Regions from separate parts of the Homo sapiens genome. Here region 2 is linked to region 1. A link is a contact called in ENCODE Hi-C or POLR2A ChIA-PET data. All regions are on one chromosome and are shown on one strand. The core of a region is the stretch at or near the end of the contact, and the rest is flanking DNA. Distances in the headings are between cores, read along the strand shown. Region 1 holds the start of ERICH6-AS1 (ERICH6 antisense RNA 1). Region 2 holds the start of GPR171 (G protein-coupled receptor 171).

Region 1 (7,544 bases), core at 1,965-4,464:
CCAAGCTTGCAGTGAGCCAAGATTGCGCCACTGCACTCCAGCCTGGGCAACAGAGTGAGACTCTGTCTCCAAAAAAAAAAAAGAAAAAGTGGCAGTTTCCCCTGCACTCTCTCTCTCCTGCCAACAAGTAAGATGTGCCTTGCTTCCCCTTCACCTTCAGCCATGATTGTAAGTTTCCTGCGGCCTCCCCAGTTATATGGAACTGAGTCAATTAAACCTGTTTATTTTATATATTACTCAGCCTCAGGCAATTCCTTATAGCAGTGTGAAATCGAACTAATATACCTTTGAAGCACTCAATACATTAGAAACATTTTCTAAACAGAGTTATGTGGTCCTAAAATAATAATAATAAAATACAAAATCAGTCCTCAGAAAATAGGCCAGACAGGATGACTCACACCTATAATCCCAGCACTTTGGGAGGCCAAGGTAGGAGGATTGAGTCCAGGAGTTCAAGACCAGCCTGGGTAACACATTGAGATGCCATCTTAGGAAAAAAAAAAAAGAAGAAGAAAATAAACAATAATTAAATTTTATCTCAAAATAGCCCCATAAATTAAGTGGAAAGGTACTGATATTTCCATTTAACACACCAAGAAACTGAGGCTCAGTAACCCCAAAGTCACAGTTAGTCAGGGCTGGTGCCTGGTTCTCAAATCTCAAGTTCCTGAGTCAAGCTAGACACCAGGAATGGAGAAGGGGAAAATATAAACTGACCCAGCATCATATTATCTCTGAACGGCCAAAACAAGAGTGGCATCAACTCATGAGAAAATAAGGGACTGTTCTTTCCGTAGTAAGTAGATCCAAGGGAAGGAGATTCCATAAAATGTTCAAAAAAGGTCTTAAATAGAGGGTCTAAACAAGGAGTACTTAAACAAATTAATTCACCACACAATTGAGAAAATGCCAGGGCAGTCACAGAACTGAGCTACAGCAGGCACAAGCGGAGTAAGCACAAGCACTGTCACCCTTGCTGTCTGCCAGCCCCGTGTCTCATCCCCACATCCTGACTTCCAGTCTGCTCTCTGAGGACCCTGGTTGAATTTCCTAACTTCTAAGATAGCTTCCAGCATCAAACTGTTAGTATTGTCCAGAAAAGAAATGAGCTTTTTCTTATTTTCTCTTTTTAAATTACACTTACCTTATTTGTACCTCAATATCTGTACACATAGTTCCCTGTCCTGACCCTCCTTTCCTGCCGTGAGCCTGCTGGAAAGCTTTTCACTTTCCTCTCTGGTCACCACATTTTGCCCTTCCTTTTAAAGCAACTCAGATGTCTCCTCTCATCTGTGCTGCCTGCTCCTTTAGCCTGCAAGAACTCTACTTTCAAAAATATTCCCTAGCCAGGCACAGTAGCTCACGTCTGTAATCCTAAGAACTTTGGGAGGCCCAGATGGGAGGATCTCTTGAGCCCAGGAGCTTGAGACCGAGAGTTTGAGACCAGCCTGGGCAACATAGCAAGACGCCATCTCTACAAAAAGTAGTCCCAGATACTCGGGAGGCTGAGGCGGGAGGATCAGCTTGAGCCGGGAGGAGGAGGTTGCGGTGAGCTGAGATAGCACCACTGCACTCCAGCCTGAGCGACAGGGTAAGACCCTGTCTCAAAATAAATATAATACAGGCCAGGCACTGTGGCTCACGCCTGTAATCCCAGCACTTTGGGAGGCTGAGGCAGGCAGATCACGAGGTCAGGAGATCGAGACCATCCTGGCTAACACGGTGAAACCCCATCTCTACTGAAAATGCAAAAAATTAGCCAGGCGTGGTGGCACGTGCCTGTAGTCCCAGCTACTCGGGAGGCTGAGGCAGGAGAATTGCTTGAACCCAGGAGGCTGAGGTTGCAGGGAGCCGATATGGTGCCACTGCACTCCAGCCTGGGTGACAGAGCGAGACTCCGTCTCAAAATAAATATAATATAATATAATATAATATAATATAATATAATATAATATAATATAATATATAAAATTGGCCAGGCGTGGTGACACACATTTGTTGTCCTTGCCACTTGGGAGACCGAGGTGGGAGGATCACTGGAGCCCAAGAGTTCAGGGCTGAAGTGAACCATGATGCCGCCACTGCACTCCAGCCTGGGTGACAGAGTGACATCCTGTCTCTCAAAAATAAAAAATGTATATATTTTACAAAAATGTAAGTAAATACAAAGTCCCAGAAGGACGCAGGTGGTACCTAGGTGGCCAGATGCTTCAGGACTTTTCTACTCCAGGATGGATAGATGGGCCAAGTAAGAAGCAGGACCCAGATCACAGCAAGGAGCAAAATTTATGGGACGCTAAAAATGTCGCCAATCAAGATTAATTAATATTAATCTAACAATATTTAAGATAACTAACATTTAAGGCAATTTTAATACGCTTATTAATATTTAAAGCTATTTTAAAAATATCCGCAAACGAGGGCCCAAGGGCTGGCGCCTGATTTTGTAAATAAAGTTTCACTGGACGTTCCAGCAAGCATCTGTCTACTCAATAACCAGACTCCAGCATCCGCAATACCAAATGGCACCGTGTGTGTCCGTCGCTAGAAGCCACTTCCTCCACCCAAGTTAAAAAAAAAAAAAAAGGCCCCAAATAAGCTGAGAGACGAAGAAAAGATCGTTTCTCCGCAGGCTGCCAGGGGTTTCAGAGACGCTGAAGAGCAGGGACAGAAAGAAGTCTGCGGTGGCCCCCACCGGCCCTCGGCACCCACATTCTATCCGGCTAACCAGCTCCTGCCGCTTTAAATCCGGGAGGCTCGGTGGCGCAGGGCAAGCAGTTGCCCGGGGAGACCAACGCACAACAGAGGCTCGCGCTCGCGAGAGCCGACCGGGGCCGCGGCCAAAGAGCTGGCTGTAATCCCGCCTCCCGCCAGCCATGGCCCACTTGCGCTCGCCTAGCGGCTTCGGAGACCCGGGGAAGAAGGACCAGAAGGAGTCAGAGGAGGAGTTAGAGGAGGAGGAGGAGGAGGAAGAGGTGGAGGAGGAGGAGGAAGAGGTGGAGGAGGAGGAGGAAGAGGTGGAGGAGGAGGAGGAGGAGGTGGTGGAGGAGGAGTTGGTGGGGGAAGAGCAGGAGTTGGAGGCCCCTGAGACGTTCAGCGAAGAGTACCTCTGGAAGGTCACGGACATCGGTGACTACGACGACGACTTCCCAGACGTGCGCCCCCGCTTAGCCAGCATCGTCAGCCCTAGCCTGACCTCTACGTTCGTGCCCAGCCAGAGCGCGACCAGCACTGAAACGCCGAGCGCAAGCCCACCCTCCAGCACCTCCTCGCATAAAAGTACCGCCCCCGACCCACCCCTTCCTCGAGGGTTTCTCGTCTCCAGGGGGCACCTGGTCCACCCACTCCTGGGTGGTGCCTTCGTCGACCTGCGCGTCGTGCCTGATTTCTAAATGCATGCACCATTCCACACACCTAATCTCTCTCACGCCCTTGTCAGAGACACTGAACCCTTGGCTGAGCTGTTGTGATGAGGCACGATTTAGGATATAGGCGAAACACCATAAAAGTTGAACTTGGGCATGGCTGTATGAAGTGCTTTTTTTTTTTTAGACAAGAGTCTCGCTCTGTCGCCCAGGCTGGAGTGCAGTGGCTGCAGCCTCGACCTCCTGGGCTCAAGCCTCCCACCGCAGCCTCTCGAGTAACTGGAACTACAGGCACACGCCACCACACCCAGCTAATCTGGCGTCTCACTATGTTGCCCAGGCTGCTGGGAGTGCTCATTTTTATAACATTTTTGCGTGCATTCACACCGTGACATCTCTCTCTCTCTCTCTCTCTGTTCCCCCTCCCCTCCCTCTTCCTCCCCTCCCTCTCCCCTCCCCCTCTCTTTCTCTCTCCCTCTCTCTCTCTCTCACAGACACACACACACACACACACACACACTCATATTATTTCCAGAGAAGTGCCTTAAGGGTGCTGTACTACTGAAACAGTCCTGCAAAAAAAAAAAACAACTCTCTTTTGTGTTTAACATCCTGTGCTGAAGCCACTCCAGTCACTTCCTTGAAAAAAGAAGCAGAGAAGTCTTCTAGAGTAGGCTTCTCAAGCTCTAGTGTTGACATTTTGGTCTGGATAATTCTTTGTTGGGGAGGATTGGGGACTGTCCTGTGAATTACAGGATATTTGGCAGCATCCCTGTCCTCTACCCGTGGCTGTGCTAGAAGCACACATCCTTGCGATGATCAAAAATGTCTCCAGGCCGGGCGCGGTGGCTCACGCCTGTGATCCCAGCACTTTGGGAGGCCTAGGCGGGCAGATCACGAGGTCGGGAGATCGAGACCATTCTGGCTAACATGGTGAAACCCCGTCTCTACTAAAAATACAAAAAATTAGCCGGGCGTGGCGGCGTGCGCCTGTAGTCCCAGCTACTTGGGAGGCTGAGGCAGGAGAATAGCGTGAACCCGGGAGGTGGAGCTTGCAGTGAGCCAAGATCGCGCCATTGCACTCCAGCCTAGGCGACAGAGCGAGACTCCGTCTCAAAAAAAAAAAAAAAAAAAAAAAAGTCTCCAGACATTGCCATGTGTTCCTGGGGGGGGTAGAATTGACCTTTTGATTTAGAGGGAATAGCTGATTTTTAAATGTTTCATTCAACAGGTTTCCCTAAAATATTTCAGACATTTAGGAAAGACATGTCTGAAATGAGTATAGATAGGTAAGAAAATGTTTTCAAATTTCACATTTTTTGAACCCAATAATGTTTACCTTTTGGATAAACATGTTAGGAAGTAGAGTAAAATAATCCAGGGCATTTGTGACTTACTTATTTTAAAAAGTTTTTTTTAAATATACACTGGTAGACACTTTGAAAGAGATAAAGGTTCCCACTTATCCCCAGCTTATTACCTAGCTCTAGAGATTACATGTCCACTTATCAATGTAACATGAAAGAATAACTATATATGCCATGTGTGCAATTGTAAGTGCTTGAGAATTTTGAATATAGCTTTTATTGGCTAAATGCAAGAGTGACCAGGGACGCCTTTTGTGGAAGAGAGTGGAAATAATAGCTTTTCCTTTTTCCTCTCTCTCTCTTCTTTTTCTTGTTATTGCTATTAGCCTTCAGGCACTTTAACTATAGTAAGAAGATACCAGTGAAATGCCTTCTGGAACATCTTTGTAAATATTCCCTGAAATCTCACACCAAACCTGAGTCAATGATCTTGAATTATTAGTTACCCTAACTTTGCTTTTGTAAGCAACTTTTGAATTCTTAAGTCTAAGGAGAATTGTTCTGTCTCACTTACATGTTTTTAGTTATCCTTTTAATTCAATTTGTAATAAAGATAATGTATACATGTGGTTAAAAAAATCAAACTACACAAAGGTATAAAAATGAAAATCTCATGCCCTTCTTCACCCCCACTCCCACTCACCTTCAGTTTTGTTTCCATTATTTAAAATGACATTTTCATTTCTTGGTTTATCAATTTCTGACATGTGTATTGAATTCCCACCTCTCCACTTTGGTAGTTATATTATTTTTAGTTTTTCTAACATTTAGGACTTCGAGGTATTTAAACCTCTACTTCTTGATTCATCAATTTTAGTATCTATTGACTATAATGAAAAATTAACATGTTAATGCACTTCCTCCTTCCATCTTTCTTCTCTCCTCTTTTTTCCCAATTAACAACAAACTATATGAAATGATAAATTATATTAAAATGCAGTGTATATTTACATAAAGTTATATTACTTTTCCAAGCTTTATTATGCTTGTATTATGGTTTGTTAATTATAATTAAAGTGCTCTGGGGTTGTTTCTAAAAATTGAAAACCAACAAACAATACTAACACTTCTATGTTGACAAACCAGTAATATGATTGAATCTATGGACAAGAAAATATAATCCTATGTCTATAAAACTTGTCTCTTAAAAAGTAAAGTTTTTGCCAGATGCAGTGGCTCACACCTGTAATCCCAGCACTTTGGGAGGCTGAGGTGGGCAGATCACGAGGTCAGGAGTTCAAGACCAGCCTGGCCAACATAGTGAAGCCCTGTCTCTACTAAAAATACAAAAATTAGCCGGGCATGGTGGCGTGTGCCTGTATTCCCAGCTACTTGGGAGGCTGAGGCAGGAGAATCGCTTGAACCCAGGAGGTGGAGGTTGCAGTGAGCCGAGATCATACCACTGCACTCCAGCTTGGGCAATAGAGTGAGACTTCATCTCAAAAAATAAATAAAAAATAATAATAATAAAATAAACTTTTTGACTCTCTGTTGTTCTGTCTACAGTTTTTCTGGGTTGGCTCACCAGCCACACTTTATTGGTTCCCATATTGTCTTCTTTCTTTTGTTGCTTTTCCTTTTGCTGGAGAAACTCCTCAGGTGAATTTTTTATATAGGTCTCACGGATAGTCAAATTTCTGAGTTCTTGCCTGCTTTGAAATTTCTTCATTTTGCCCTTGTACTTGACTTGTTAATAAAAAAATAAATAAAAACCTGCCAAAAAGAAGAGATTTAAAACCATTTCACATGGTGAAACCTCGTCTCTACTAAAAATACAAAAAAAAAAAAAAAAAAAAAAAAATTAGCCGGGCATGGTGGCGGACGCCTATAGTCCCAGCTACTCTGGAGGCTGAGGCAGGAGAATGGTGTGAACCTTGGAGGAAGTGCTTGCAGTGAGCCAAGATCGCACCACTGCACTCCAGCCTGGGCAACAGAGCGGGACTCCATCTCAAAAAAAAAAATTTCCCTCAGAGATCTGAAGACATTGCTTCTTTGCCTCCTAGTAGCCAATACTGCCTCACCAGTCTTATCCTCAGACCATTCTGATATATAATTACTTCCTCCCCTTTTCTTCTTTTCTTCAGAACTCCTCCTAGATGCTGTTGGACCTCTTAGGTAGATTCTCCATCTTTAATAACATTTCCTTTGTATTTTCAGTATCTTCAGGATTTTTGATGTTTGTTTACATGCTACTATACAGCCCTTGTACAGAATTTTTTTATTGGAGGATTCATATTTGAAATTTCGAAGAACCAGTGCTTGTTCTCTGATTGTTGCTGTTCAAAATTATTTGGTTTGTTTTTTGTGTTTTTTTTTTTTGTTTTTATCTCTTTGAGGGCTTTGTTCTAATATATTAAAGTTCTCCTTTGTTCTTCGTATTATTTTTCCTTTCAAAGTCAATTGTTCTGTTTATTTCTCTTGCTTTTTCTCTTCAATGCTATTGATTTTTCTTAAGTGGTAATCCTTCGTTGCCCATTTTTATTTATAAATGAATGGCTGATAAATAGCTAGAAAGGAATCCTTCCCTAGCTTTAGTAGTTCTGTTTTCTGACAGAGCTTGCATAGGAGAGTCTGCTATGATCCCTGTGCAGATGGGTGGGGCATGTTAGAGTCATTTCCTGTGGAGTGTCTAGGCAGGGAGGAGTGAAGCTGGGAAATCCTACTATTACTAGAGTTAGGGCAAGGACACTTCAGTGTATGGTCATGGTTTATTTGTTTGTTTGTTTGTTTTTGAGATAGAGCCTTGCTCTGTCTCCCAAGCTGGAGTGCAGTGGCACAATCACGGCTCACTGCAGCCTCCACTTCCTGG
Region 2 (7,025 bases), core at 2,763-5,262, 500 kb before region 1:
CACATGGCTGGGTGCAGTGTTGTGCCCCTGTAGTCCTAGTTACTCAGGAGGCTGATGCAACAGGATTGCTTGAGCCAAGGAGTCTGGGACTGCAGCAAGCTATGATTAGACCTCTGAATAACCACTGCACTCCAGCCTGGACAACGTAAGACGACCCTGTCTTAAAAAAAAAAAAAAAAATCACATGGCTAGGAAAAGGGAGATGTTCTCCAAAGAACATTCTCCTGGAAAGTAACTAAAAAGTTTTAAAAATGTGTTCTGTGCTTTGAAAATGTGTTAGTCATGGCCGGGCACGGTGGCTCACATCTGTAATCCCAGCACTGTGGGAGGCCGAGGCAGGTGGATCACGAGGTCAGGAGATCGAAACCATCCTGGCTAACACGGTGAAACCCCATCTCTACTAAAAATACAAAAATTTAGCTGGGCGTGGTGGTGGGTGCCTGTAGTCCCAGCTACTCGGGAGGCTGAGGCAGGAGAACGGCGTGAACCTGGGAGACGGATCTTGCAGTGAGCTGAGATTGCACCACTGCACTCCAGCCTGGGTGACAGAGCAAGACTCTGTCTCAAAAAAAAAAAAAAAAAAAAGATAATGTGTTAGTCATAAGTTCATAAGAAATGGACCATAAACAAACAAATGGGGGAAAAAAAGCATGAAATTCAGTGACTAAAAAGAAACGAGATAATCTTTAAAAGTTCTTTATTATAAATTTCCCCTCCATAAATTATCTTTTAACCATGGACCAAATAGCAGTCACACCTCACAACCAAAAGGTAAAATGAAATGTTGACGCAATAACATCAACAAAAAGGCAGACAACCAAAAGGACTGTCAAGGGGAAATGACAGGGTAATGTACCCAGCCATTCTTTTAACTGAGTTCACATTCCAAGAATGTGAAAAAAACAAATTTGCCTTCAAATCATTTCCAAACATGTATTCTCCATTTCAGTAAAGAAAAAAAAACAAGGCAGAATTTAAATAATACAGAAACAGTAACATGGAAACCATACGTCTACATTTCACTTTAAAACTACACTGCTTAATCACATCAGTCACTCTCAGATTTAAAGCTACCAATCTCAGAGCACAGAAAAAAATCTTTGGGCTAACGCAGGTGGGAAAGAATATTATGTGCAAAAAAAAAAAAAAAAAAAAATTATTTTCTTTCAAAACATAACCCTGAAGCACAACGGCTATAGAGAGAGGGCTGAACTGGAGTTGCACAGGCTGTGGCAGAAGTGACTGATCATAAAAATCTTCCATTTGTAAATTATTTTGATGTAAGAGCGTCCCAAATTCACATTCCAGAGGCTGAAAACTCCATGAGGAAGGCAAGAACAGTGGTACACTGTTCTACCACCCAATGGCATGCAAATTCAAATGGTTACAAATACTAAATGGGAAGGGGGACCGGATTGACCTGATGGCCTCCATTGTAATCACTGTCCCCAGCAATTTCATTGTAAGAAGCATAACTAAGAGCTGGGACGCTAGGGTCTAACTGTGCAGGCTTGAGTGGGCCTTAATTTCTCTGCACCACAGTTTCCCCATCTGTAAGAGGCAGAATCTCCTGTATCTCATGGCTTGTTTTAACAAAAACAAGTCCTCAGACCTGTGCCCGGCTGTGGCAGTGACCACCGACCCCAACATTTGCTTTCCCCTTCCTCATTAGTTCCAAATGGCTTCCATGCTATGCCGAAAAAGCACATTTTAAAAACGCTAAATATTCAAAGCAAGTATTTCTACTGAAATACCGTTGTTTGGTATTTGTGTTCAATAAAATCAAAAGCACGTTTTGTATGGATAGGAGAGTTGACCACAGAAAATATTTTCTTTCTCAATTCATAACTTGGTGGACAATTTAGCTTTAATTTTTATTTTACACATACAAAATATCCATGAAATATTCATAAGTAATGAATAGATTATTTCTTTAACAAAAAGTACTGCCATGACCAAGGTAAGGGAAAAATAACTTCACCTCACTTCTTCCCGCTTGGGTGTGTATTAGTGATGACATGCAACTTCCCGGAACACTAAGTACAGTCACAAACACTTGTCCTCAGTGAAACAGATAGAAAAAAGTGGCTTATAGAAAATCAAATGAAACTAGTATTAAAAAATGAAAACTACATGTATTTCCACTGTGAATAAACTTCCACACAAAGCCAGGTTGCCTAAGCTCATTCTCAGAAGGAGGAATATGATTCATCTATTAAAAGATTAATTCTCACTATTCTAAAAATTAAATAGAACTCTGAGAACAAGGGCACTTCAGTGCTTTCACATTTGGCAATCCAGACACAGAAACTGTGGTCTGGGTAGATTTTTAAGTACAATTGTTTGTACTTTTCAATTGTGTCTACAACCTTAAAGTGAACCGAGGAAGTAAACATATAAAGAGACCTAACTAAAAAAAGCAAAACAGAAACTGTCAAAAATCTTTCATCCCAGTTTTTCTCCATGCCATGGTAAAATCATTCACCACTGTTTGCAGTCAACTCCACTCATCTCTAAATTCTCTCCCTTTCATCTCCTCTACCCTCCAGTGGATGTAAACCCTGATCACTTCTCACTTACTTGTCTGCAAATATATCTTTTCTACAAGTATGTTCTTCAGTGAGTCCTGTACAATGTTGAAGCATACATATCTTAAAAGAAAGATCCTTTCCTAGCACTATGATGATGAAGTTCACAGTGGTTCTTAACATAAAATGTTTGAGAAACATTTGCTTTTTCCCTCCTAGTTTATAATTTATGGTCTTCACTGGCAAAAATAATAATTATATGAATTTGGGAGAATGTCAGAATACCTGAGACGTGACCAATATCATCATAAGCATCTTTACATTTTTTTCAAAAGTCTCCTTAGACTTTCCCTAAATTCTCCCTAGCTAGATACTTCTCATTTCATCTTTTGAGACATTTTTCTTTTTAAAAACTAATACCAAGAGATTAATTTTAGATCCTGGAAAGGTATCTTCTTTTTTCTTATCCAGAAAACTGACCAAGTATTATTAAAAGAAACCAAAGCACCTACCAAGCCAATGAAGCATTAGAAGAAACCAGACCCTAAATAACCAGGCAATGGCTTTGCATTAACACATCAACTTTGAACCAGAAAATTCAGAACTCTTGAAAATATGTTTGTTAGGTCCCCCAGCATGCTAGGCTTCTTTCAAACATTCAGTTAGTTCTGCCACAGACACAATGAACATTTAACCAAACAACTTAAATACACACTGTAGGGTTCCTTTACACACAATCTATTAATTACTAAATACTATTCCAATTCATCAGGCTGTTTGAGTCAAACAGACAAATACTTATTACAAGTCTAATCTCATAAATTGAATATATAATATATTCTTCAATGAAAAATTATAAACTATAAAATAGTATGAATAACATCTAAGTGGAAATACATAAGCATAGAAAAAATTTAAAACTTATGTACCAAAAATATTAACAGTAATTATCTCTCTGCATAATGATGTTCCTTTTTTATTTCTATTTCCAGATTTTTCTATAATGAACATAAAATAAGATAAATAAAATGTATACATTAGCTGACTCTGTAAAACACATCTTTTTGTTTACTTCTTTTTTTAATAATAGGTGTCTCAGCAGGAATAAAAACTGCAACTATTTTTTAAATTTTAACTTTGAAATGCTGTGTTACTATATATACTGAAAAAATATTTGCTTAAACACCTTATATCTTTAATTATTAATCCCCATCAAGGCATGAAGAGTGATATTCTTTGAAATCATTATGACACAAAACATACCTTGGATACTTTAAAAAAAAAAAAAGGCTAGGTACTAAATGAAGATCTTTTCTCTAAAAAATATGACAAATAAATTGCTTAAGAAAGCATACATGAAATTGTATACATTAAAAAAACTTCTTTAGGAGACTTTCATAAAGTTAAACTACTTGCAAACCACAGTTTCATCTACGTCAATATGCAACATTTTAAAACCACACAAAAAGGAAAGGAAATTTTTAGTAAAGCCAGCAGCCTGCAATGGGGTTGCTACTGCTGCGGCTAACCAAACAGCTCATGCTTCTCTGAAGACTTGCAGCAAGGCTTGCTGAGGCTCACAGAAGATAGCCCCAGGTATGTCTTTTTAAACACTTAATATATTCAAATGCTTTTCCGTGGAAAACAAAATTGTGATTTTTCAGTATTTAAGGCTTATAAGTAGAAAAAGCCAAGCTGTATAAAAAAAAAGCATCAATTTTTAAACTCTAAATAGGTCCTAGCTGTGAATGACACTATAATTTTCTTATATCTGATGAACCCATTCATCTGTCTCCAAAAGACAGGATAATTGACACCAGACTGAATACCTGAGCGAGCATAACTATTCAGTAACTCAATCTTATAACTGGGTGGATAGAGGCCATGTTGTAGATCTTCACAACAGGGAACAACAGGCCTTAAGATGACTTTCCTCTACAAACATTACAATAGGTGATTTCAAGAAGATTCCACTGTGATTCCCATAGAAAATCTAATAAGCTTTTATTTTGTTTTTGTTTTGTTTTGTTTTTGAGGAGTCTCGCTTTTTCACCCAGGCTGGAGTGCAGTGGTGCGATCTCAGCTCACTTCAACCTCCACATCCCGGGTTCAAACAATTCTCCTGCCTCAGCCTCCCGAGTAGCTGGGATTACAGGTGCCCGCCACCGCGTTGGCTAATTTTTGTATTTTTAGTAGAGACAGGATTTCACCATGTTGGCCAGGCTGGTCTCGAACTCTTGACCTCAAGTGATCCACCCGCCTCAGCCTCCCAAAGTGCTGGGATTACAGGCGTGAGCCACTGTGCCCAGCCAGTTTATTTATTTTCTAAGCAATGGGCACTCTATCCAAACTACAGAGACAGTTAAAATCTTGTATTGTTGTTGCTGCACTACTTCTGAGTATCTCACATTTTCACTGGTAAGTAACTGTCTGGTAAAATATTTATTAAGCACTTAGTTCTCAAACTTGTGACACAGAACACAGGATGTTATTATACAATATTTTAACCTCTAATTTACATAAGCAAAAATTTTAAATAAACAGATTTGTTTCTCACTGCAATTTAGACAAAAGTTCACAAACACAAATGTGAGAAATGTGAGATGCTCCATGATTCTTGAGAATTACTGAATGATTATTCATTTCAGATAAATTATTCATGTACGGTATATATCGTCAGTTCTAGCTACAGAGAAAATTAATCAAAATAAATTACTCTAATTCTTCTCTTTACCATATACGTCTCATTGATACAACAGACTTATTTTATAGTTGTGCAAGCAATGGAGCACTTAAAGAAACACATTATGTTACCATTATTATGTAATATTTGAAATAGAAGTGCGTAAGCCAAAATCCTAGGGCCTTAGAAAGTAACAATAAGCAAAGATGTGACACTATATCAATGCACACGAATACTAGTTTTTCACATAAAGAAGAAAAGTATGTTCAAAATTCCAAGGTACAAATGGTAACTATCCAAATTCATGGTCGCCAAGGACATCGGTAAAGCCTGGAGTAGCTTTCAGATGTGAGGAGCTTCCTTAAAGCTCTGGAATAAGCAGGATTCAGGAATAGTAAGGATAAATGCAGAGCGCTTAGAAGATGACCAATAAGAACAGATCTTAGTCCTGCCTGAACATGCTGTGAAAGCTTGAGGAACACACCAGTGCCAGCCCTCAATCTCCTCAACTGACTTGGGGATTAGACTACAGGCTATCGATAAAGTTTCCATCCATCCTTAAAATCCTATGACTCCAAAATTTCTATCACATGCAAAAGTATAAAGGCAGGAAGGAACTGTACACAGAATAATAGAGACCCCACCAATCCCAATCTTAATCTGGGATGTAAGTAGAGATGGTAGAGAGAAACTAGGTTATGGAAGCTTTGAGAGCAAAGTTGGTTTAAACTTATTGGATGGGCCTAGGTTTTGTTTTTAAATGTGCGTGTGAGAGAGAGAGAGAGAGAGAGAGTGTGTGCACGTGGTTGTATGCATAGAACAGCAAAATATACGAAAAGCCTAAACTTATATTCTTAGTATTTTGGTAAAAAGTTAAAAATAGTTTATTTCAGCTTTATTACATAAAAATTGTTTAGAACATAGTTCCTGCCCACACAGTAAGCCCTTAGTAAAGACTGGCAGATATAATAATAATCATTATCATTTCTATCATCATCTTACTATTGTTACTGAGGCAGTGTTTTGGAGTGGTTTTGAATGTGATTCTGAGATCAGACTGACTGAGCTGGAATCCTGGCTTTATATCTTACCAGCTACACAACCTTGGGTAAGTAACCCCATTATGCCTCAATTTCCTCATCTGTAAAGCAGGGACAATAACAACACCTAGCTTATGGAAATGATAAGAAGTTAAATAAGTACATGTAAAGTATTTGGCATAGTGCCAGATACAAACCAACTGCTTAATTATTTTCATCGAGTTTGGTAAAGAATGACATTATTCATGGACTCTAACGTGCTAACTCAGGTAGGGAAAGAGAAAGGGCATGTAGCCTTTAAGCAGCACTTGAATTTAGAAAGCTTTGTGTACATCTGCCTTATTCATCTGTTTGCATACATTGTTTCATTACAAATGCACACAAAGGATCATTAATTAATTGGGGAAATTAAAATTTAGAAAGATGTCAGAAGTTTTATTCTCTTATTAAAAGGCACTTACAGAGTAGCTGATCTGGCCTTCAATGTTGGTCACTATAACTTATATTTGCTTCTTTTAAAAAGGTTGTATTATAATATAAAATGTTTCCTTGCTAAAATACAAAAATAATCTTCAGGTCTTTAAAACAAAAGAACACTGTTTAATGTGCAAAAGGGGGACCCACACCAACAGGCAGCACCAGAAAGATTACTAATGTACCCTTAGCTCTAAGCATGTGAGTTTGAATAGACCAGGTCAAAGGGAGCCCTATCAGTTTAACTTGAGCTTACAAACCCGCTCAATGTTCCAGATTTGGGAGGGACATGACAAGACT

What was found. Hi-C counts contacts between places; a loop is a spot of excess contacts on that map. ChIA-PET counts read pairs that join two places held with the same protein, here RNA polymerase II (POLR2A). Pooled maps may share reads with other maps.
Region 2: a pooled map shows a loop between it and region 1 (4-fold over the local background). The contact joins the promoter of GPR171 here to the promoter of ERICH6-AS1 in region 1. A Hi-C loop is called at or near these places in 4 of 50 pooled maps. POLR2A ChIA-PET finds 5 or more read pairs at or near these places in 3 of 52 experiments (MCF 10A, activated T-cell and naive thymus-derived CD4-positive, alpha-beta T cell).

The regions. Positions count from the first base shown.
Region 1 is chr3:150,699,234-150,706,777 of GRCh38, reverse strand. ERICH6-AS1 (ERICH6 antisense RNA 1) reads right to left here and starts at 3,214. Exons shown (of 3, transcript NR_121675.1): 1 at 3,111-3,214. ERICH6 (glutamate rich 6) reads left to right here and starts at 2,858. Exons shown (of 14, transcript NM_152394.5): 1 at 2,858-3,282; 2 at 4,600-4,657. The coding sequence starts at 2,880. RefSeq lists enhancers at 2,663-2,752, 2,903-2,982.
Region 2 is chr3:151,200,203-151,207,227 of GRCh38, reverse strand. GPR171 (G protein-coupled receptor 171) reads left to right here and starts at 4,012. Exons shown (of 3, transcript NM_013308.4): 1 at 4,012-4,124; 2 at 6,231-6,319. The region is part of intron 16 of MED12L (mediator complex subunit 12L); the gene reads right to left.